2 separate regions of the Mus musculus genome follow, and region 1 is linked to region 2. The links are chromatin contacts, found by Hi-C in ENCODE. All regions are on one chromosome and are shown on one strand. Each heading gives the region's core, a stretch centred on a gene start or an enhancer-like site at or near the end of the contact. The rest is flanking DNA. Distances are from core to core; before and after follow the strand shown.

Region 1 (5,849 bases), core at 265-2,764, about 71 Mb before region 2:
CATCCAGCAGGTCGCAGGAAAGGGGAAATAGCCTGTATTTGTCGGCACCATCTTCCCACAAGCCCTGTCTCTTCTCATCTTCTTTTCTTCCACCCCTAGAAGTGGCTTTGCCTCTTTGTTTTGAAGGTAGGGCTCCAACTGCTTTTGTTGTCTCCAGTCACCTCCAAAAAGCCTGAGCCTCAAATTTCTCCCAGGAGCTACAGATGAGAAGAGAGGAGAATGTGGATCAGAAAGTCAACAGTAGAGAGCTGATGAGTGGGGAAGTAGAGATGGGGCAAAAGAGGGGAGAACCCTGAGGTGGGGCAGGAGAGAAAGGGGGCCATCTTAGAGAAGAGCCAGGGGCAGACTCACCCTTTTATCTCGGATTCTTCCCCTCCCCCTTCCCTGTTGCCTCCGCTTTCTTTTTTTCCACCTGGCATCTTCTCCAGGCCAGATATCATCACACCAGAGACAGCCATAGTGTGCGGGGGGGGGGGGGGGGGGGGGCTGTAGAAGGAACTGGGTCCCTATTTTTTTCAGTCCATTTAGCCTTTGCACTGTGTTTCAAAGGTAAGGGCCGTTTTATCTGATTAGGAGGGAAGCTGGTTCCTGAGCCCCCTCGACCGACCAACCGACCGCTGCTGAATCAGATAGCTGGGGGTGCGGGAATCTGCTTTTTTTTCAAGCGGGGAGCTACTGTAAGTGCACTTAAGACTGAGAATCTTGTGAGTGGGGAGGGGAGGAAAGAGGGGAGCAGGCAGCAATGCAAAAGAAAGTTAGAGGTCCTCCCCAAACATACACACATGGAGGAAGCTGTGAGTGAGAATTCTGTGTAGACAGTGGGTACAAATAAAAGATGGAGGATGATAGAGACAGACGTGCTTGCCTGTAAACCCAGTACTAGGGTGGGTGGGGCAAGAGCATAGCAATGAGTTCGAGGCCAGCCTGGGCTATATAGGGAGTTCCAGGCTAACCTGAGCTAGAAATTGAGATCCTGTTTAAACAAAAACACAAGACAGATACTATGAGGAGTGAAAAAAGAGGGATCCAGGTCATATAGGGGTGGGAGGTGGCCAAGATGAGTCTGGGAAGTAGCCGGGGGCAAGACTTTAACACATGCAGGTATGACCACCCATGGCCACCTGAGATTCTGCACTGCTGGACCCAAAATTCAGAGAAGGACAATCACAGACAAACCCTCGCTAGTTTTCTGAGAAGGACCAGAGAGCAAGCGTTTCATTCCTCAAGACCAGTATGCCTCTATAGGGTGAATCCCAGGAATCTATAGGTTCGTGTGTGTCACCTCCTTAACCAGGGCCCTCTGCACCCGCGGGGATTCAGCTGTGTCCAGCATCCTTCTGACCTGTTCTCTCCGGCAGCCCCCAGTCCCAGCTCATCTGCATAAAGTTCCAATTAACACGTTTCCCCAGAGCTGTTTGCGATCCCTGAACTCGCTCCCAACCCAGAGAGCGCTTCCTGCCGCCCCCTCGTCCCTCGGATCGCAGCCCCATTAACCCCTGAGCCCCAGGCGGTTCCCCGTGGCCTCTAGCCAGTCCCTCCGAAGGAGCAAGCGAGCCCGGGACGCATCCCTGGGCGGTGGACCTCTCAAAGGGCGGGGCAGAGGCTGGGGCTCCTTGGGAAACCACAGGCGCTTGCCCGCCCCTCTTTCTGGGAAGAGATGAGGAGGGGGACTTCTCCCGGGAGACTCGGGCGTCGAAATTCCTCGTTCCTCATCCTCCGGCCCCCGCACCCCTCCTCCCGGCAAGGCACCCTCTCCCCTCCCCAGCCATCTGTTCCTCTAGGCAGCGCCGCGACAAACACGGCTCTAGCTTGCTTCCGTCCCTACCCAGCCCCCTCCCCAAACTCTCCCATCCCCAGGAATGGAACAATGATGACACCCCTCTCCTAGAAGGTCCACACGTCGACCTCCACCTCTCACTCAGCCCCTGCCTCAGCTGCGCAGAGTTAGCTGTGGAAGTCCCTTTCCTCCGGAGGGTCCGTGGGGCCTGAGAGAGAGTGCAAGACTGGTGGGTCTGGGAAGAAGAGACGTCGAGAAAGGGCAGAGCAACCAGAGGTAGGGAAACTGAGGCATAGGTGCCAGAAGCGTGGATTTCAGCACAGTGGTCGGGGGTTCCCCTACTGGCTTGCCACCCCCTACTTGGCCACCCTCAAACACGTAGCGCCGCCTGCTGGGCATACTGAGTACCGCGCGCCCACACGCTGGGCTTCCACCACCTGCCTTCATCAGAGAACTGACTGGTGGGATGCCAAACAGGTCACTAGATGGCTTGAGGCTCACAAAATTAGAGTCCTGGGCAGAGAGCAGGGAGACCCCGGCAGGGCCTTTGGGAGCTAGCCAGCCTCACTGACAGGATTTCTCCCATTCTGAGATTGTGTGTGTGTGTGTGTGTGTGTGTGTGTGTGTGTGTGTGTGTGTGTGCACAAAAGGCCACATAGAGAGTCAGGAGTCTGCTTAAAGCAACCATCTGCTGCGTGACTTCTCTCCAGACCTCGTGCAGTTTTGTCATTTGAAGATGGGTGGGCCATTCTTTATTTATTCCTCAAGAGAACTCAGAACGAGCAGGGAAGCACAGCTTATTTGGAATGTTATCTTCCAGCCCTAACATTTGGGGGGGGGTCCTCCATGGGGTAAGGGTCAAGAGAGTGGATCCGGACTTTTACTGGGGTCACTCCAAAGTCAGAGATAGTGGTGCTAATCAACCAGCAGTTGGGAAGCTGAGGCAAGAGGATTGAACATGGGAGGCTAGTCCCAGCTACAGTGAGTTCTCTAGGCTAGTTTACCTTAGGCTGACATGCGAACCCTGCAAACCTACTAACAAGTCACCCATCCCAGAGAACTAGTACACCTGGGTAATCCCTTCTGCCCCTGACTGCCAATGGGATAGGCTTCTGTAGTCATATTGCTACCTGCCCTTGCCTGAACACTCTGCCTCTGTGTACTGCATGGCTTTGCCTTCATCTTTCTAGGTGTTTTCCAAACCCCACAAAGCAGTGAATTACTAACCTCTCTGACTCTAGGGGGGGTGGTGTGGATGACAGATTCTCAGCAGGCATCCGTGGTCCTGTCAGTCTATGACTAACTGCTAAGACTTTATGTCCCAAGGCACAGACCAGTGGTGGCCTGGGATAAACAAGGTCACATCTTCCTGGAGTGTCGCTCAGTACTTAAGATGGTGTTCTCTTTACATGTGAGTAATTCTAAAGCCTCCCTTTAATGTTTAAAGTAAATGTAAAAATAGCGGAACACAGCTCAGAATTTGCCTGATGTCTTAAGATAAAATAGGAGGCAACAAATAGGCATTGCATTCTGCAGGCCTCAGACATGTGCCTTGGTGGCAGAAAGGTTTGAATCATTCTTTAATGTCTCCTCTCTCTCTCTCTCTCTCTCTCTCTCTCTCTCTCTCTCTCTCTCTCTCTCTCTCTCTGTGTGTGTGTGTGTGTGTGTGTGTGTGTGTGTGTGTGTGTGTGTGTGTCTGAAGCTCAGGCTGGCCTGGAATTTACTATGTAGCCCAGGCTAGTTTCACACTCATGGCAATCTTCCTACTTCAGCCTTCAAGGATCCACCACATCTGGGTCTTAAGTATGTCCTCCTTAAGCATTTGCCATTGTTTCTTGTAAGGAGAAAGGGCAGCTTGTGAGGTAGAGTCTAAAACCCTGGGGAGACAGAAACTGAACTTCCTTTAGACACTAATGTGTGGTGAATGAGCATGGCCTCTATAGGCTCAGAGATCTGAATACTTGGTCCCCAGCTGGTGGAACCCTTGGGGAAGGATTAAGAGGAATAGCCTTCTCCAGGAGGTGTGTCACTGGGCTTTGAGGTTTCAAAAACCCACACCATTTCCATTTAGCTTTCTCTCTTTTTCCCTTGATTGTTGTCTCCTAATGTGAGCTCTCAGCTCCTGCCCCAGCACCATGGCTGCCTCCTGTCATGCTCCCTGCTGTGGAAGTTAGGGACTCAAAGCCCTCAGAAACTGTAAGTTCCTTCAAACTCTTCCTTTTTTAAAGTCATCATGGTGTCTGTACAACAGGAAAATAACTAAGACAGATAGCAAGGCAGTAAGTACATAGTTGAGAAGAGGAAGATGGCTAGACAAATAATGGTCAGGCAGACAGACAGACAGACAGACAGACACACACACTAACACACACACACAACACACACATTGTATTGTTTTTCAAGGCAGGGTTTCTCCATGTAGCGCTGGCTGTCCTAGAACTCACTCTGAATACTGGAGTGTGAGCAATCAGGTCCTCTGGAAGAGCAACCAGGGCTCTAAGTACTGAACTATCACTCCAACCCCACCAAGCATCCTTCCTAAAGGCCCAGCCAAGCATGGGTGAGGCAGAGGGATAGAGTTCTGGAAAGACAACAACCTACTCCTCCAGTCACAGATACACACCAGCCAGATTTCATTTCCCTTTTTATTTCCTCTAAGACCTGTAAGAAACAGCATCAGGGAGGGAACCCGCCCTCCAGCCCCCACACCCCATCCTGGATACAGCCAGCCCCTCAGTCCTTCTCCTGCAGGAAAGGATGCAATATGCATGTGCGTAACATATATGTGTGCACACTTGGCGGCTGGAATCTTAGTGTGGTCTGTTCACTGATCCCATGAGTTTTCAGAAGGCAACTCCACAGAGGCTCCTAGGCCAAGTGTGGAGAAAGGGCAGCCCCACACTTTCTTTTCAAAGACGATGGCCCAATACCACTGGAACGGGCACTGTCTTCAGTTGATGGATAGCTTGGTTGGGGGGAGTTTTTTAAGGGCTGTTTTTGGTTTGGGGGTTTTGTTCTGTTTGTTTCCTTTTTTGCAAGTCCCTACAAAAATAGAACTCTTAGTATTTATAAATCCACAGAACCCGGCTCTATGAACACGATGCAGGTAGAAAGCCACAGGCCATTCCCTTCGGTTTATCAGGCCTTGACTGCCTGTCCTCCAAGTCTCTTGGCCTCAGGAGTCTATGTAGCCACCTTCGAAGTATTGAGCACCTTCTGTGGGTCTACCAAATTGGTGGCATACTCTCTCTGCAGGCGAGACCGGTAGTAGTAGAGGTAGGAAGGTAGGAGAAATCCCAGGAACGAGAGAAGTAGGAGGCCCAGGTTCACCTGTAGAACATGGAAAGAAAAGCAAAGGAAGCCACATCCTTACTGGCTGGACACATCTTCTTCAGGGACCTGCCTAAGACTCCCATCATGGAGGAGAAAGTAGCCATCTGTCCTCCAGGCCCAGGATCAGAAGAAATATGGTCAGACCTAATGGGTGTGTTGCCTGTCCCACCAGCATGTTAGATGGTCAGCAACCTGGCAAAGGGGCTGAGGTGAAGTATAGGAAATAACAAGGAGGCCCCACAATGCAACACTCTCACGAGTGGAGGCACCTATGCCCCTGAAGGCAGACTCATGGCAGCCAGTAAGATCCCACTGGTATGACAAGAAGAGGCTCTTGGTCATTGTCAAAGGAGCCAGAGCCAGCCTGGAGCACACACCCAGGGCCGTGACCTTCACCAGCTCATGGGAATCACAGCCTGCTCCCTCCATGATTCATGTGCAACTCTGGGCAAAACTCTCAACTCTGAGTTCCTCTTTCACAGGTCGACTGTGGCAAAGACTGAGCAAAAGAAACCCCCCCCCCATGCTCATTGCACAAGAACTGCTCAGCAAACTGTGGGGAGGGTCATATGTCAAGTTCTCTCAGAAAGAGGGTTCACAGGTGAGTGTCCCACAAGCAGAAATGCTGTCAGGGAGGAGGGTGAGAGTTCTGCAAGGAAGGGACCTCATGCAGGCAGGGGCAGGCAATCTGCCAGTGAACATCCCAGTCAGGTGGGGAGGAACCCTGAGAAAGGATGCC
Region 2 (5,536 bases), core at 1,851-4,350:
AAATTCCTGTTTGTCGCCAAAAAAAAAAAAAAAAAGAAAAAAAAGAATAAAATAAAATTTAAAAAAAAAGAAAGAAAGAAAGAAAGAAAGAAAGAAAGAAAGAAAGAAAGAACATGACTCTTAGACATCAGAACTGACTGGCAGGAAAGATTAATGACTCAATCCTGAGGTGGGCTAAGATGACAGAATGAGAAGTGGGAGGGGAATAAATGATTTTTGGTATGCTTGTTTCTAGATTCCTATCAAAATCCAGTGGAAATATTCAGTAGATGGATGCCTAAATCTCCAATACTGACTGAGACTATTTAAATTTGTGATTAACAGGAATAAGCAAAGTGCTTAAAGCTAAGAGACTAGCTGTTTTAAATCTTGCTTCACAAATATAGAAAATTTCTTCTAAGTGCTTTTTAAATATTGACTCAATTCTCTTACCAACCCTGTAAGCTAAGAAACACTGTACATTTTGTTTGTTTTTTGCTTTTGCAAATATATTTAAGGGAACATTATAATTCTTATACTCCATATTTAAAGACAAAGAAACAAAGGCAGAGAATAACCAACTAGCTTAAAGCCAGATTGCTGATAAGCAGCAAGCATGAAACCTGAACTTAAGCAAATCACTCCAAATTCTACTAAGCACTAAATCTCATAAGACTCTAAGAGAAGAAAGTCTTAATGGAGAAGAGCTGTTATTACTGCTCAGCATTTAGACACTGAAAAAAAGTGGGGGAGGGGACACTAAAAAGCTAAGCAGAAAACCAGAAAAGGGCTGATGACCTACAAACCTATGGATAAAGCACAGAAGAAAAATGTAAGACATCAATAAAAAACTGGATGAGGAACTGGCTGTTGGGATCGGTAAATACAAATCAGTAGGGACCTGATGGCACAAAGTATCTTTATAATTCAGAGTGATTTCTAAAAAAACATGTCTAACAGGCTTAACATAGTTTCAACTCAACAAGCACTTATTCAAAGCCAACTATGCAGCAGCCATCAAACAAGGAGCAAAATAAAGAACACATTGATATGTAATGTTTAAGACAAAAATGCTGAAATTTGTAGAACATGGGGAAGGTGAAAAATCACTGTATTTAAACAGCCCCCGAGACATTAAGTCATGTCTTTTAAAGTCATGACTGGCTGTGAGATGTTACTGGCATCCACTGAGTGAAGAGCAAATACAAAGTTAACAGCCTTCATGTATAGAGCATAACCTCCTTAAGGATTTTATCTATTCCAAACTGTCAGTAACACTGCTACTTATAAACTCCAGGTTGCAGGAATCAGCAAATAATTCAGGTACAACAAGTCAGACTCTAAGTTGACCTTAAAGCATGAGGACATATGTGTGGAAAGACACATGAAATAACAGAAACAAAAGTATAAAGGCAAGAAGGGGCCTGTGTTTGGACTGGGCGGTGTAGGTAGCAAGAACAGGTTTAACATCAAGAAATCCATCTGAATCCACTGCAAATGTGAGTTCAAAAAAAAAAAACAGAAAGAATACATATTAGGCCCTGGGTTCCATTTCCAATACCACAAAAAGGAACAAGCCAGGAGAATATAAGTGTGACTGATTAGCAGAAAGCAAGATCATATAGGATCACTATAGGTGCCAGGAACAGAGGCAGCAAATATTGTTTTATTATAAGCATTTGTCCTAAAGACTGATGTAACAAATTGTAAAACAGCCAAAGAGCCGCAATGAGATGGTCTTCATGGTTGCATTTCTTGTCAATGAACACTGTGTTCAGTAAGTACTGGTGCTAAGCACTTATTAAACACAATTTCCCAATTCATTACTTATTTAGCACTATTGATGATTTCTAAAGTTCCATCCACAGCTCAGATTCAGGACATTCAACTGAATCACTATGAACCAGGCAGGAAGCGGCAGTAATAGTACATTTTCTCCAGTTGGCAAAATGTAAAATTCACCTCTAATAAACAAAATTCATAAAGTAACTCTCACAAGTTATCCTTACATTCTTTTACTACAGTTATGCTTAAATTCAGCCTGTGGGACTGGATGGTATTGGTTCGCTTTCATTCCACACTATGCTGCCAGTGTAGTTCAATGTAATGCATTCAAAAACATCCCAAAATTCTTTCAAGAAATTCAAATCAGGTCTGAAAAATAGATAGCTAACCTGTTAAATTGGTATGCTTGGTACCTAATACCAATGATTCAGACAACAAAAAATTTAGCATTTCAGACCCCATCCTAGAATCAAAATCCTCTTCCACACTTCCCCAAAGGCAGAGGCCCAGCCTGAAAAAGGCATCCCAAAGGCTCATGTCTGCGTTTTCAGTTGTTGCCAAGTAATCCATCTCCATCTCTTCCAACATTTCAACCTACCAGTACGTAACCAGACCTCTCTCCTCCAGGGACCGTTATAGGGCTATTTAAAAAACCCTTTAAGTAACCTTACCTAAAACATTCTGCCAGTTCCATTGGGCCAGGCAAATACTTTGGCGATAGAGCATATAATCAATCTGCTTAAGCCAAGATACGTCTGTCCTTCGCTCTTCTCCCAGAAGCCATGCCCCAGCGGCAGATGGCTTCGTCGTCTGTTCCTCCCGAGGCAACCCTTTACCCCGAATCCCTTAAGCGATTCCTTCAAAGCTCCCCCTCCCCAAGTCCCTTACCAAGGCCCATTAGAGAGGTTCTAAGTCCCATTTCTTCCAAAGAGGATGCGCCAAGCGCTCAACCCTCTCCCAACTCTGAACGAAGGGGCCCCGGGAGAGAAGAACGTGGGCTCGGCCTCGGGAATCCAGAATGAACGAACGCAGTGGGACGGGAGTCGGCGCGGGCTCGCAGTCTCGGGGGGCACCCACGGGGGGCGGTGAAAACACTTACCAACATCCTGGTCGAAGGGGTTGGTGGCAAAGAGAGGCATGTCCGCTGCGTGCCGAGGTGTCCCCGGGGACTGCCCCTCGACCCCGCGGCACTCTAGGGGTGACGGAGAAAGGAGGCCCCTCAGGTACAAACACAGCAAGGGCGCCTGCCTGCCAGTGCAGGGTCCCTCTCAGCCCCTCCTCTCACCCACCCCAGCAACAGAGGCGGCGGCGGCGGCAACAGCCGAGAAGCGGAACAGGCCCCCGCGCGGGGCGTGTCGGGAATGTAGGCGACTTGAGCGCTGCCTGAACACTGCCCGCTCCGGGTCTGGCCAGAGCCCGCCGCCTCCGCCGAGGCCCACGCGATGAGCCGCCGCTGTCTCTTCCTCTGCTGAGTTCCCGCGTGCCCGTGGGGTTAGCGGCTAGGTTCTCGGCTTTTCCATGTCCCCGGGCGTCTCGGGAGGACGAGGTCCTTCAGGCGCACCGAGGCCGACTAAGAGCCTCTAGAGTGAATAAGAGACTGGGAGAGGGAGAGGGTTCAGTTTGGGTCCAGCCAAACCCTTAATTTTTAACTCCTTGGGTTTATTCGATGGGTTGTTGTGATGTTGCAATCCCTCTAGAAAGTCAGGCAGTCCTTTGGGTTACCCGAGGAAAATGTTGAGCGCGCTCGTCGAGGGTTCATGGAAGTTGCTGGGATTGGAGTCATGTGAGCTGGTGGAGCTGGCCTGAATCCCTTGGAGGGAGTGTCGAGGCGCACAGCCTCTCGAGAGGCTGAGGTAACGCTGGCTCATTCCCCAGCCTGAGATCAGAGGGAGCCTTCCTGGGTGTGGGCTCCGACTGACTAAACGTGCAGTCACTGAGTCCCTGAGAAGATTAGACCTTCTCAGCCTGAGATAAGCACGCACACCCAACGGCAGAAATTGAAAAAAAAAAAAAAACACACACACACACATGAAAAATGGAGCCAGACATTGATGAGGACTCTTGGCAACTTAAAATGTTGATTTGGTGATCTAATTTGTACATATGTATGTAACGCACGCCCCCTCCCCAGCTCCCAACACACACACACACATTGTCCTCTAAATCATGTGAAATCTAAAGAATCATCTCTTGGAAATATTACGTAAAGTTAGCAAGTCGGTCTTGCACATGCACTGAGATTCGGTAAAAAGTGCCCAAATAGGGACCCTTACAAAAAGGGAAGCTTATAAACATGTCAACAAGATTTGTATAACAGTACAAACAGCTTGCTTACTAAACAGTTAAAGTCGAATTTTGGAGGAAGAGGAGCAAACTAAAGCATCGGTTAACGTTTTCAGTCATTTAAAACTAAAAGAATCCAAGGGATGGGAAACAAAGTTGCCTGATGGGGTATAAATTACAGCATTCTTAAGAGAAAGGATGGGAAGTATATAGCCAGCTTTTGGAAATGTGCCTCTGGTTCCAGTTATTCTGAATTTTAAATCTTACAGTCTTTTAAAACATGAACCAAGATATTAATGGCAGCGTTGTTTACAATATCAAAGTTTTGATGACCGCTAAACTGTCCGACATTAAAGAGATTGGACAAACTCCTCTGTCTGTTTCCTCATAAATAAGAAACGGAAATGACAAACCATTGAAGATGAAATAAATTACTAGAAGCAAATCCCCTGTAATAGTGTCTAGCATATAGTAAGCACTCAAGTGGAATCAATAGTTATAATTGTACTTATTTGGCCATTGAAAGTAAGAGCATAGATGTGTATTTACATAGACATCTGAGTGGATAAGAGTTTAAAAGGCTTTAAAGACTGACTGAGGATGAGCCTCAGTGATGGGGTACTTGTTTAGAATGTGAGAGGCTCTGGGTTCTGACCTTGGCACTGAAAAAGAAAAAAAAAAAAGCCTTCAAATATATGTGAAAAAATTCTACAATTTTAAACAACCTGAACGAAAATATTTTCTGAGTAACTTAATGAGCATAATTTTTCTTTCAAAGGGGTGGAGTTAAAATATAAAAATGTGACAAATGTCAGACATTAACGCCACCATTTTCTTAAGATTTTTGAAGTGCTTTTGTGTCATTATGAGAAGTATAAAATCTTCCCACTATTGGTATGGGAAGCAGAGCATCGTCTCTCAATAGACTTTTCTCTTGATTACTGCGCTGACAGAATTAAGTGTCAACTTATCCATTTAAAATGATGGGCCAGTGCCTTAAGTACCTTATCATAATTGCCCTGACTCAGAGCCAGATGGTTATGAAAATATATTTGGGCATGCTTCTAATCCAGTAATAAAATCAAATTGTTAGGTTGTTACCTAGCAAAACACTACTTTTCAAATTTGAATCATCAATATGTGAAAATCAGAAATAACATATATTAGTATGGATAACATTAACCATGTATTCTGACATAGAAGAATGACTTTGCTATTGGGGATCTTTATTATGTAATATGCTATGAAATAGAGGTTTTAAAAATAAGAAATGTTATATGTACAAGAAAAGGCAAATATAAAAGGTGGCATGGCTTTGTATTTTGGGGTTAACTTGCCATATTACCTAAAATACTGAAATTACTCATTTTATTTTTAATAACAGTTTCTTAAAAGACATTTTAGAGACTTGATTTCACATTAAAATGTTTCTATAATATGTTTAATAAATTCCACAGTTAATTTTGAAATGTCATATCCCTTTAATTAA

The links. Hi-C counts contacts between places; a loop is a spot of excess contacts on that map.
Region 1: a map of T-helper 17 cell shows a loop between it and region 2 (535-fold over the local background). The contact joins the enhancer-like site here to the promoter of Stam in region 2. A Hi-C loop is called at or near these places in 2 of 37 maps with a recorded cell type or tissue (T-helper 17 cell and regulatory T cell).

What each region holds. Positions count from the first base shown.
Region 1 is chr2:84,862,141-84,867,989 of GRCm38, reverse strand. Slc43a1 (solute carrier family 43, member 1) reads right to left here. Exons shown (of 14, transcript NM_001083809.1): 14 at 4,404-5,107. The coding sequence ends at 4,961. Among named protein-coding and RNA genes, the nearest start is that of Rtn4rl2, 22 kb to the left of the region's middle. Within about 2 kb of position 1,514, at least 1 of the 3 ENCODE cell types and tissues checked has a DNase peak (open chromatin) inside an H3K27ac peak, as active enhancers do.
Region 2 is chr2:14,071,664-14,077,199 of GRCm38, reverse strand. It overlaps Stam (signal transducing adaptor molecule (SH3 domain and ITAM motif) 1), which reads right to left and starts at 3,100. Exons shown (of 14, transcript NM_011484.3): 1 at 2,864-3,100. The coding sequence starts at 2,903. Stamos (signal transducing adaptor molecule (SH3 domain and ITAM motif) 1, opposite strand) reads left to right here and starts at 3,266. Exons shown (of 2, transcript NR_038162.1): 1 at 3,266-3,617.